Regions from separate parts of the Homo sapiens genome. Here region 1 is linked to region 2. Evidence: read pairs that join two places in POLR2A ChIA-PET (ENCODE). Cell type or tissue: PC-9. All regions are shown on one strand. Each heading gives the region's core, and the rest is flanking DNA. Links, peaks and the distances in the headings are about the cores only. Region 1 has its middle 6.7 kb from the start of GGA1. Region 2 overlaps GCAT (glycine C-acetyltransferase).

What was found. ChIA-PET counts read pairs that join two places held together with the same protein. Peaks named below come from ENCODE experiments on the same cell type or tissue, not always from the same donor. Only the 100,000 strongest peaks of a DNase experiment are listed, where the experiment ranks them.
Region 1: POLR2A ChIA-PET joins it to region 2 with 8 read pairs; 15 of 35 experiments call an interaction of 5 or more read pairs at or near these places.

Annotation. Positions count from the first base shown.
Region 1 is chr22:37,599,915-37,604,300 of GRCh38, reverse strand. No RefSeq gene overlaps it. Among named protein-coding and RNA genes, the nearest start is that of GGA1, 6.7 kb to the left of the region's middle. RefSeq lists a silencer at 2,445-2,739. In PC-9, for the core only: no CTCF peak of the experiment used is centred there; a DNase peak (open chromatin) is centred at 2,540; H3K4me3 peaks cover 397 bases; H3K27ac peaks cover 1,503 bases.
Region 2 is chr22:37,810,353-37,814,738 of GRCh38, reverse strand. GCAT (glycine C-acetyltransferase) reads right to left here. Exons shown (of 9, transcript NM_014291.4): 3 at 1,751-1,852; 4 at 1,130-1,276. Among named protein-coding and RNA genes, the nearest start is that of GCAT, 4.6 kb to the right of the region's middle. In PC-9, for the core only: no CTCF peak of the experiment used is centred there; no DNase peak of the experiment used is centred there.

The DNA of each region.
Region 1 (4,386 bases), core at 255-4,254, 210 kb after region 2:
AGTTGATATTTAAGCTGAGAAGGAGCCAGCGGTAGAAAGGGTGACTACGCAGACAGCAAGTGCAAAGGTCCTGAGGTCACACAGCTAAGAAGACAGAAAGCAGAATTTGAACTCAAGCTTGATTCTCTGCACCCAAAGTTCATGCATGATCCCAGGAGCCATGATTCCAGATGCTGCTGCTGACTGGGAGAGAGCAGACATCAGAAAGATGACAGAGCCTACGGAATGGATGTATTCAACTCCTCATGTATGTGTGCAGGGGACAGGGAGAAGGGCTCTATTTTCTGAATCCGATCTGGGCCAAGTGGTGTAACCAACATCATTGCCAAAATGTGTGAATTTACACAATAAAAGGCTCACAAAGTATTAAAATTTAGCTCTATTTCCCGGTGAATTTAATAAATTATCTTAATTGAAAAGAATCATGTTGGCTGGGTGCAGTGGCTCACACCTGTAATCCCAGCACTTTGGGAGGCCGAGGTGGGTGGATCACGAGGTCAGGAGTTCAAGACCAGCCTGACCGACATGGTGAAACCTCGTTTCTACTAATTAGCTGGGCGTGGTGGTGTAAGCCTGTAATCCCAGCTACTCAGGAGGCTGAGGCAGGAGAATCGCTTGAACCCGGGAGGCGGAGGTTGCAGTGAGCCAAGATCACACCACTGCACTCCAGCCTGGGTGACAGAGCGAGACTCCGTCTCCAAAAAAAAAAAAAAAAAATTATAATAAATATTTATTTATTATAAATAAAATTAAAAAAGAAAATGATGTTTAAGATGAAAAGAAATATAATTCAGTACAAATATATAAATGCCTGTGTTACAGAAGATTATCTCATTGGTTGTTTGCAGTTAAGCCTTTCCCCCAAAATCTAGATTGCCTGAAACAATGGGACAGCAAAAATAAGACCTGCTACAAGGTCAGCAAGACCCCGTCTCTACAAAAAATTTAAAAAATTAGCCAGGCATGGCCAGGCACAGTGGCTTACTCCTGTAATCCCAGCACTTTGGGAGGCCGAGGTGGGCAGATCACCTGAGGTCAGAAATTCGAGACCAGCCTGGCCAATATGGTGAAACCCCATCTCTACTAAAAATACAAAAAATTAGCCGGGCTTGGTAATGCATGCCTGTAATCCCAGCTATCTGGGAGGCTGAGGCAGGAGAATTGCTTGAAACCTGGGAGGCGGAGGTTGCAGTGAGCTGAGATTGTGCCACTGCACTCCAGCCTGGACAACACAGTGAGACTCTGTCTCAAAAAAAAAAAATTAGCGAGGCATGATGGCGCCTGCCAGTGGCCCCAGCTACTAGGGAGGCTGAGGTGGGAGGATGGATTAAGTCCAGGAGGTTGAGGCTACAGTGAGCCATGATTATGCCACTGCACTTCAACCTGGGCAACAGAGTGAGATCTCAAAAAAAAAAAAAAAAAATCTGCTGCAAGGGAAATCTGGGCCATTTCAGGGTGGGAGTGAGGGGACTGTGGCCACTAATGAAATGGATTTGTTCATTGGGCTTTTCCATGTCCTGGGAAGATTGGGGGGCAGGTGGGAATCTCCCATGTGACAGTTCATTTCACTACCTTTGATCTGATTCCAAATCAGGATAATTTGCTACCATTTATTGACTCATCCATTATGTGCCATGGCTTTTTCATTTATATCATACCAGTACTTTAAGATAGTTATTAGTCTTCTCAAATTACAGAGGAGGAAAGTAGAGGGCCAGTGAGGTTACAGAAACTCTTGCCTGAAGCCATAAATGGGGAGCTGGGGCCAAGTTCTGCTTGATTTCCAAGGTGCTGCAGGCTCTACCCTGCTGGTTTTCTCTGGGTGACCACCATGTAAAAGCCCCTTGGAGAGGCTGGGCACAGGCACAGGGGGCTCACGACTGTAATCCAAACACTTTGGGAGGCCAAGGCAGGAGGATCACTTGAGCTCAGGAGTTTGAGACCAGTCTAGGCAACCAGAAAAAAAAAAAAAAAGAATTAGCTCAGCGCTGAGTGTGGTGGTATGCAACTATAGTCCCAGCTACTCGATACGGCAGGAGGATCGCTTGAGCCCAGGAGGTCAAGGCTGCAGTTAGCCGGCCCAGGAATGTCTGCCCAAAGTTAGAGAACCTTAACCTCTGCTCAGTCCACCTCATGCTCCCCAAGCCAACTGTTCCTGCCTGCTCTAGCTCCCCAAGGACCTTAGATCTGAGAAGAGCTTATGTAGATTCACCTCAAGGTCTGACTACATGGTGTGGACCATCTCTGCTGCAGAGTGGGACTCTAGTCCCCAGCCTCCTCTGCCCCAGCTCTTCATAATATCAGCCTCTCCCTACTCTAGGTGCTCAGGTGTACCGGATGGGGTCATGTTTGCCAGTGACTGAATTGTGTGCCAACCAGTTAGGGGACAGAAGGGGCTGGGGAATGAAGAGTCTGAGCAACTCCCTTTTCCCCACCCCCGGACACCTTTTCATTGGGTAGGAAGATGTAAATTACAGGGGCGTGGACACTGAGGCGGATACTATGCCCTTACCCCACTGGCCAGAAGGAAACTAGAGACAGCGGATTTCATCAATGGGAAGACAATATGCAAATACTGCCCCGTGTTAGTTGGCTGATGGACAGTTGCTACTTTTCATTCTTGTGCTCTAGCACTTGGAGTTTACAGCATGACTCTGAGGTCGAGGTTACACAAGAAAGCAATTAATGATTCAGCGCCCACCTTGTGCCAAGTCCTGTGGCAGGACAGGGGAGGAAGTTGGGGGGAATAAGAGAGGCAAGCCCCTGCCCTGGTAGAATTTACATTCAAGTAAATTACTCAGCCCGTAAATGAACAATATACTTTCAGATTGGATGGTGCCACAAAGACAATCAGCCAAGAAGCTGTAGGCTGGTGGGGCTGTCCGAAGTCCTGTGTGGGTTTATTCAAAGTGCTGCAGAGGAGGGCGAGGGACCAATTACCCGACAGGTGGCTGAATGAGTGTGAGACAGAAGGGGCAGTGAATGGAGAATGAGGAGGAATTTCCTCCCCAAAGGTGGGTTGGGGGAGATGGTGTTTGCTAAATAAAATCTTTTTTTTTTTTTTGAGATGGAGTTTCACTCTGTGGCTCAGGCTGGAGTGCAGTGGCTAGATCTCGGCTCACTGCAACCTGCGTCTCCCACATTCAAGCAATTCTCCTGCCTCAGCCTCCCGAGTAGCTGGGATTACAGGCACGAGCCACCGCGCCCGGCTAATTTTTTTGTATTTTTAAAAATTATTTATTTATTTTTGAGATGGAGTCTTGCTCTGTCACCCAGGCTGGAGTGCGGTGGCACAGTCTCGGCTCACTGCAACCTCTGCCTCCCGGGATTAAGTGATTCTTCTGCCTCAGCCTCCCGAGTAGCTGGGAGTACAGGCATGCGCCACCACGCCAGCTAATTTTTGTACTTTTAGTAGAGAAAGGGTTTCTCCATGTTGGTCAGACTGGTCTCAAACTCCCAACCTCAGGTGATCCACCTACCTCGGCCTCCGAAAGTGCTGGGATTACAGGCATGGGCCACCAGGCCCAGCCCTGTTTTTTGTATTTTTCATTGAGACGGGGCTTCACCATGTTGGCCAGGCTGGTCTCAAACTCCTGACCTCGAGTGAGCCGCCCGCCTTGGCCTCCCAAAGTGATGGGATTACAGGCTTGAGCCACCTCGCCCAGCCTGCTAAATAAAATCTTTAGAACTGGGGAGCATGGCAATGCTGGAGGGAAAGAAGTGCAGGACAGGAGAGTGCAGAGCTGTGTGACTTCGGGTAAGTCACTTCACCTCTCCAACCTCGGTTGCTGGGAGGTTAGAAATAACATGTACATGGCCGGGCACGGTGGCTCATGCCTGAAATCTCAGCACTTTGGGAGGCTGAGGCGGGCAGATCACCTGAGGTCAGGAGTTCAAGACCAGCCTGGCCAACATGGTGAAACCCTGTCTCTACAAAAATACAAAAATTAGCCGGGCATGATGGCACGTGCCTGTAATCCCAGCTACTCGGCAGGCTGAGGCAGGAGAATCGCTTGAACCCGGGAGGCGGAGGTTGCAGTGAGCTGAGATTGAGCCACTGCACCCCAGGCTGGGAGACAGAGGAGGCTCTGTCTCAAAACAAAAACAAACAAAAAAAGGAAGTTACACGTACATTACCTAGCACGCGGTAGGCATTCTATAAATTCTTTTTTTTTTTTTTTCTGAGATGGAGTCTCACTCTGTCGCCCAGGCTGGAGTGCAGTGGCGTGATCTTGGCTCACTGCAAGCTCCACCTCCCGGGTTCATGCCATTCTCCTGCCTCAGCCTCCCGAGTAGCTGGGACTACAGGCGCCCGCCACCACGCCCGGCTAATTTTTTGTATTTTTAGTAGAGACAGGGTTTCACCGTGTTAGCTAGGATGGTCTC
Region 2 (4,386 bases), core at 104-4,103:
ACTTTGGGAGCTTACGGGTTCGAGACCCACCTGGGCAACATAGTGAGACCCTGTCTCTACTAAAAATTTTAAAAACTGGCTGGGTATGGTGGCTCATGCCTGTAACTTTGGGAGCCCAGGAGTTCAAGACTAGCCTGAGCATTATAGTGAGACCCTGTCTCAAAAACAAACAAACAGGCTGGGTGCGGTGGCTCATGCCTGTAATCCCAACACTTTGGGAGGCTGAGACAGGTAGATCACCTGAGGTCAGGAGTTCGAAACCAGCCTGGCCAACATGGCTAAACCCCATCTCTACTAAAAATAGAAAATTAGCTGAGCACGGTGGTGTGTGCCTGTAATCCCAGCTACTCCAGAGGCTGAGGCAGGAGAATCAATTGAACCTGGGAGGCAGAGGTTTCAGTGAGCTGAGATCACGCCATTGCACTCCAGCCTGGGCAAAAAGAGTGAAATTCCATCTAAAAAACAAATAAATAAAAAACTGGGTGTGGTGGGCACCGGTAGTCCCAGCTACTCAGGAGACTGAGGTGGGAGGATCGCTCGAGTCCAGAAGATTGAGGCTGCAGTGAGCTATGACTGCACCATTGCAATACAGCCTGGGCAACAGAGTGAGACTGTCACACATACACAGGGAAAAACCTCAAGGCACCATGGCACAATGGAATAATGCTCTGGTGCCAGGCACAGTGGCTCACGTCTATAATCCCAGCACTTTGGGAGGCCTAGGTGGGTGAAATCAACTGAGGTCAGGAGTTCGAGACCAGCCTGGACAACATGATGAAACCCCGTCTTTACTAAAAATACAAAAATTAGCCAGGTGGGGTGGCGGATGCCTGTAATCCCAGCTACTTGGGAGGCTGAGGCAGGAGAATCACTTGAACCCAGGAGGTGGAGGTTGCAGTGAGCCGAGATCACACCACTATACTCCAGCCTTGGCGACAGAGTGAAACTCTGTCTCAGGGAAAAAAAAAAAAGAATAATGCTCTGGGTGTGAGGGATCTGGGTTCACATCTTGGACAAATCTCTGCTGTTTCAAACTTTCAGGCTATCTCTGTGAGTGAGGAGTTGGCCTCTCTAAGCCTCACTTCCTTCCCCAGGCGGAGGCTGAGGGTGGACCCAGGCGTCGCCCCACCTGGGCCTCCTGCAGCTTGGCTTCTAGGTCGGCCATGTCCAGGTGGCGATAGCGGTACTTGTGGGCCTTGCACAGCCGGATGCCGTCGATGATGGAGGCATGGTTCAGCTCGTCCGACAGGACTGCGTCCTCTGGGGTCAGCAGGGCCTGGAGGGAGGCAGTGAGCGTAGAGCCATCATTTAACCACCCTGGGCTTCTCCCTTGACCGGGACTCCAGCAAATCAAAAAACTGTACTGCCAGCCAGGGCGCTCCTCTGGGTAGAGAGGCAAGGTGTTCTGTGCTTCTCTCTGGGGCCCCCGTGTCTCAGTGCCGGGCTGGACCAGCGCCCTGCTCTAGTAAGAGGAGGTGAGAATATATTTGGTGAGTACCAGGCCCCCGCCTCCCCCAGCCTTCCAGCTGATGTAGCTTATCCCCCAAAGGCTCTGGAACTCAGGCTCCCTGCAAGCCCCAGGATTCCTCCTGGAGCACCTACCTGGCCCAACCTTGACCTCCAGAAGCGGGCTCTGGAGCCTCTAGGCATGGCACTGAATCCTGCTAGGTTCTCCCGACTGCCCACACCCAAGCCTTCCTCAGCCTAACAGGCCCCACCAACCCTCACCCGCAGGACAGCTTCCACACACCTCAAAGAGGCCGGCGTTGGCGTCATAACAGCTGGGATAGAGGATGGCATCCTCCCGCTGGTGGAAGCGGGCTATTTTTGCTTCTAGATTCTTGTGGATGCTCTGAAGAAAATGAGTGAGACACGTGTTGATGCCTGTGGGGTCATGTGGGACAAGTTCGAGGGGACAGAGGCTTGGAGGACCACAGAGACCCAACCCAGAAAGCCTGCAGCCTCAGTCTCCTTACTTTCTGCCACACATGGGCTATCCCAGAGCTGCCAGGAATCTGACAGACAGTTCCCACTGAGGAACTGGGGACCTGTTAGGTTCCCTCCCTGGGCAGACTTTGGTTTTACAGTGGCAGTCTAATGGTGGAATTACGGGCACTCGTGGAGAAGAAAGATGTGTCTTCCTAACACCATACTGAGTGTCTTTTTTGGTCGCCTAATGGTGAAGAAAAAGATCACAGAGGTAATTCTGGGTTCACCTGGGCCTCTAATTTGTAAATTTGAAAACTGTTGGGTCTGGGTGAGGGCTTTGCTGGGAAGTGACTGGATGCGAGTCAGGAGTTCTGCCTCTGACATTCATTTCACTCTCACCTTTCTGAGAGGGCAGTTAATGATAATCACAAGTAGTCAGGAGCACAGACTCTTTCTTTTTTTTGGCAAATGAGACAGGGATTCTCTGTCACTCAGGCTGGAGTGCAGTAGTGAGACCATAGCTTACTGTAGCCTTGAACTCCTGGGCTCAAGTGATCCTCCCAACTCAGCCTCCCCTCCCTAGTAGCTGGGACTACAGGTGCGCACCACCACACCCAGCTAATTAAAAACATTTTTTTTTTTTTAGAGAGAGGGTCTTGCTATGTTGCCCAGGCTGGTCTCAAACTCCAGGCATCAAGTGATCCTTCTGCTTTGGGCTCCAAAAGTATTGGGATTACAGGTGTGAACTACCATGCCCAGCCAGCATGGACTCTTGAGCCAGGGTTCAAATCCCACAACAGGCTGTGTGCCTCTGGGCAAGTCACTTAACCTCTCTGGATCTCAGTGTCCTCATCTCAATAGCGGGAATAAGAATAGCAACTATCACTTAGGATTAATGAGTTAATACTTGTAATGTTCTTTTTTTTTTTTTTTTGAGACAGAGTTTCCCTCTGTCACCCAGGCTGGAGTGTGGTCGCACCGTCGTGGCTCACTGCAACCCCTGCCTCATGGGTTCAAGCGAGCCCGGCCAGCTAATTTTTGTATTTTTAGCACAGACAGGGTTTCACCATGTTGGCCAGGCTGGTCTTGAACTCAGTAATCCACCCACCTCGGCCTCCCAAAGTGCCTGGATTACAGGCATAAGCCACCACGCCTGGCCAATAGTTGTAATTTTCTTAAAAGAATTCCTGGCACATAATAAGTACTATTTAAGTTTCATACTTATATAAATTTATTTTGTAACATTTGGAAAATAAATAATAGCCAACATTCATTGAGCAGTACTATGTGCCAGGCTGTTCTATGCTTTTTTTTTTTTTTTTTTTTTTTGAGACAGAGTCTCACTCTGTTGCTCAGGCTGGAGTGCAGTGGCGTGATCTCAGCTCACTGCAACCTCCACCTCCTAGGTTCAAGCGATTCTCCTGCCTCAGCCTCCCAAGTGGCTGCGATTACAGGCACCCACCATCATGCCAGCTAATTTTTATATTTTTGTAGAGAAAGGGTTTCGCCATGTTGGCCAGGCTGGTCTTGAACTCCTGACCTCAGGTGATCCGCCTGCATCAGCCTCCCAAAGTGCTGGGATTACAGGCATGAGCCACTGCGCCCGGCCTATTCTAAGCATTACATGTATTAAGTCTTTAATTTGTAATGATCCTATTAAGTGCTATTATCTTCATTTTCCCTATGAAGTAATTGAGACAGAGAAAAGTTAAGATACTTGCCCACAGGAACAGGGACACTAAAGGGCAGCACTGGCAACTGTGCTCCCGTCAGAACAGCCCCAGAGCCCTTAGTCTCAGTTCCTGCCGCCTACTCCTCTTTTCTTATAGAAGGTCAGGTGTGAGGGACTCTGTTTTGCAGGTGGGAAAATGAATGCTCAAAAAGGCAGTTTCCACTTTGGAAGGCCAAGGTGGAGGAGATCACTTGAGGCCAGGAGTTCAAGACCAGCCTGGCCAACATGGTGAAACCCCATCTCTACTAAACATATAAAAATTAGGCCGAGTGCGGTGGCTCACGCCTGTAATCCCAGCACTTTGGGAGGCCAAGGTGGGTGGATCACGAGGTCAGGAGATCGAGACCATCCTGGCTAACACAGTGAAACCCCGTCTCTACTAAAAATACAAAAAATTAGCCGGGAGTGGTGGTAGGCGCCTGTAGTCCCAGCTACTCGGGAGGTTGAGGCAGGAGAATGGCGTGAACCTGGGAGGCGCAGCTTGCAGTAGCCAAGATCATGCCACCGCACTCCAGCCTCAGCGACAGAGCGAGACTCCATCTCAAAAAAAAAAAAAAAAAAAAAATTAGCTGGGTGTGGTAGCATGCCTGTAATCGCAGCTACTCAGGAGGCTGAGGCATGGAGAATCCCTTGAGTCTGGTAGGCGAAGGTTACAGGGAGCCAAGATTGTGCCACTGCACTCCAGCCTGGGTGACAGAGCAAGACTCTGTCTCAAAAAGAAAAAA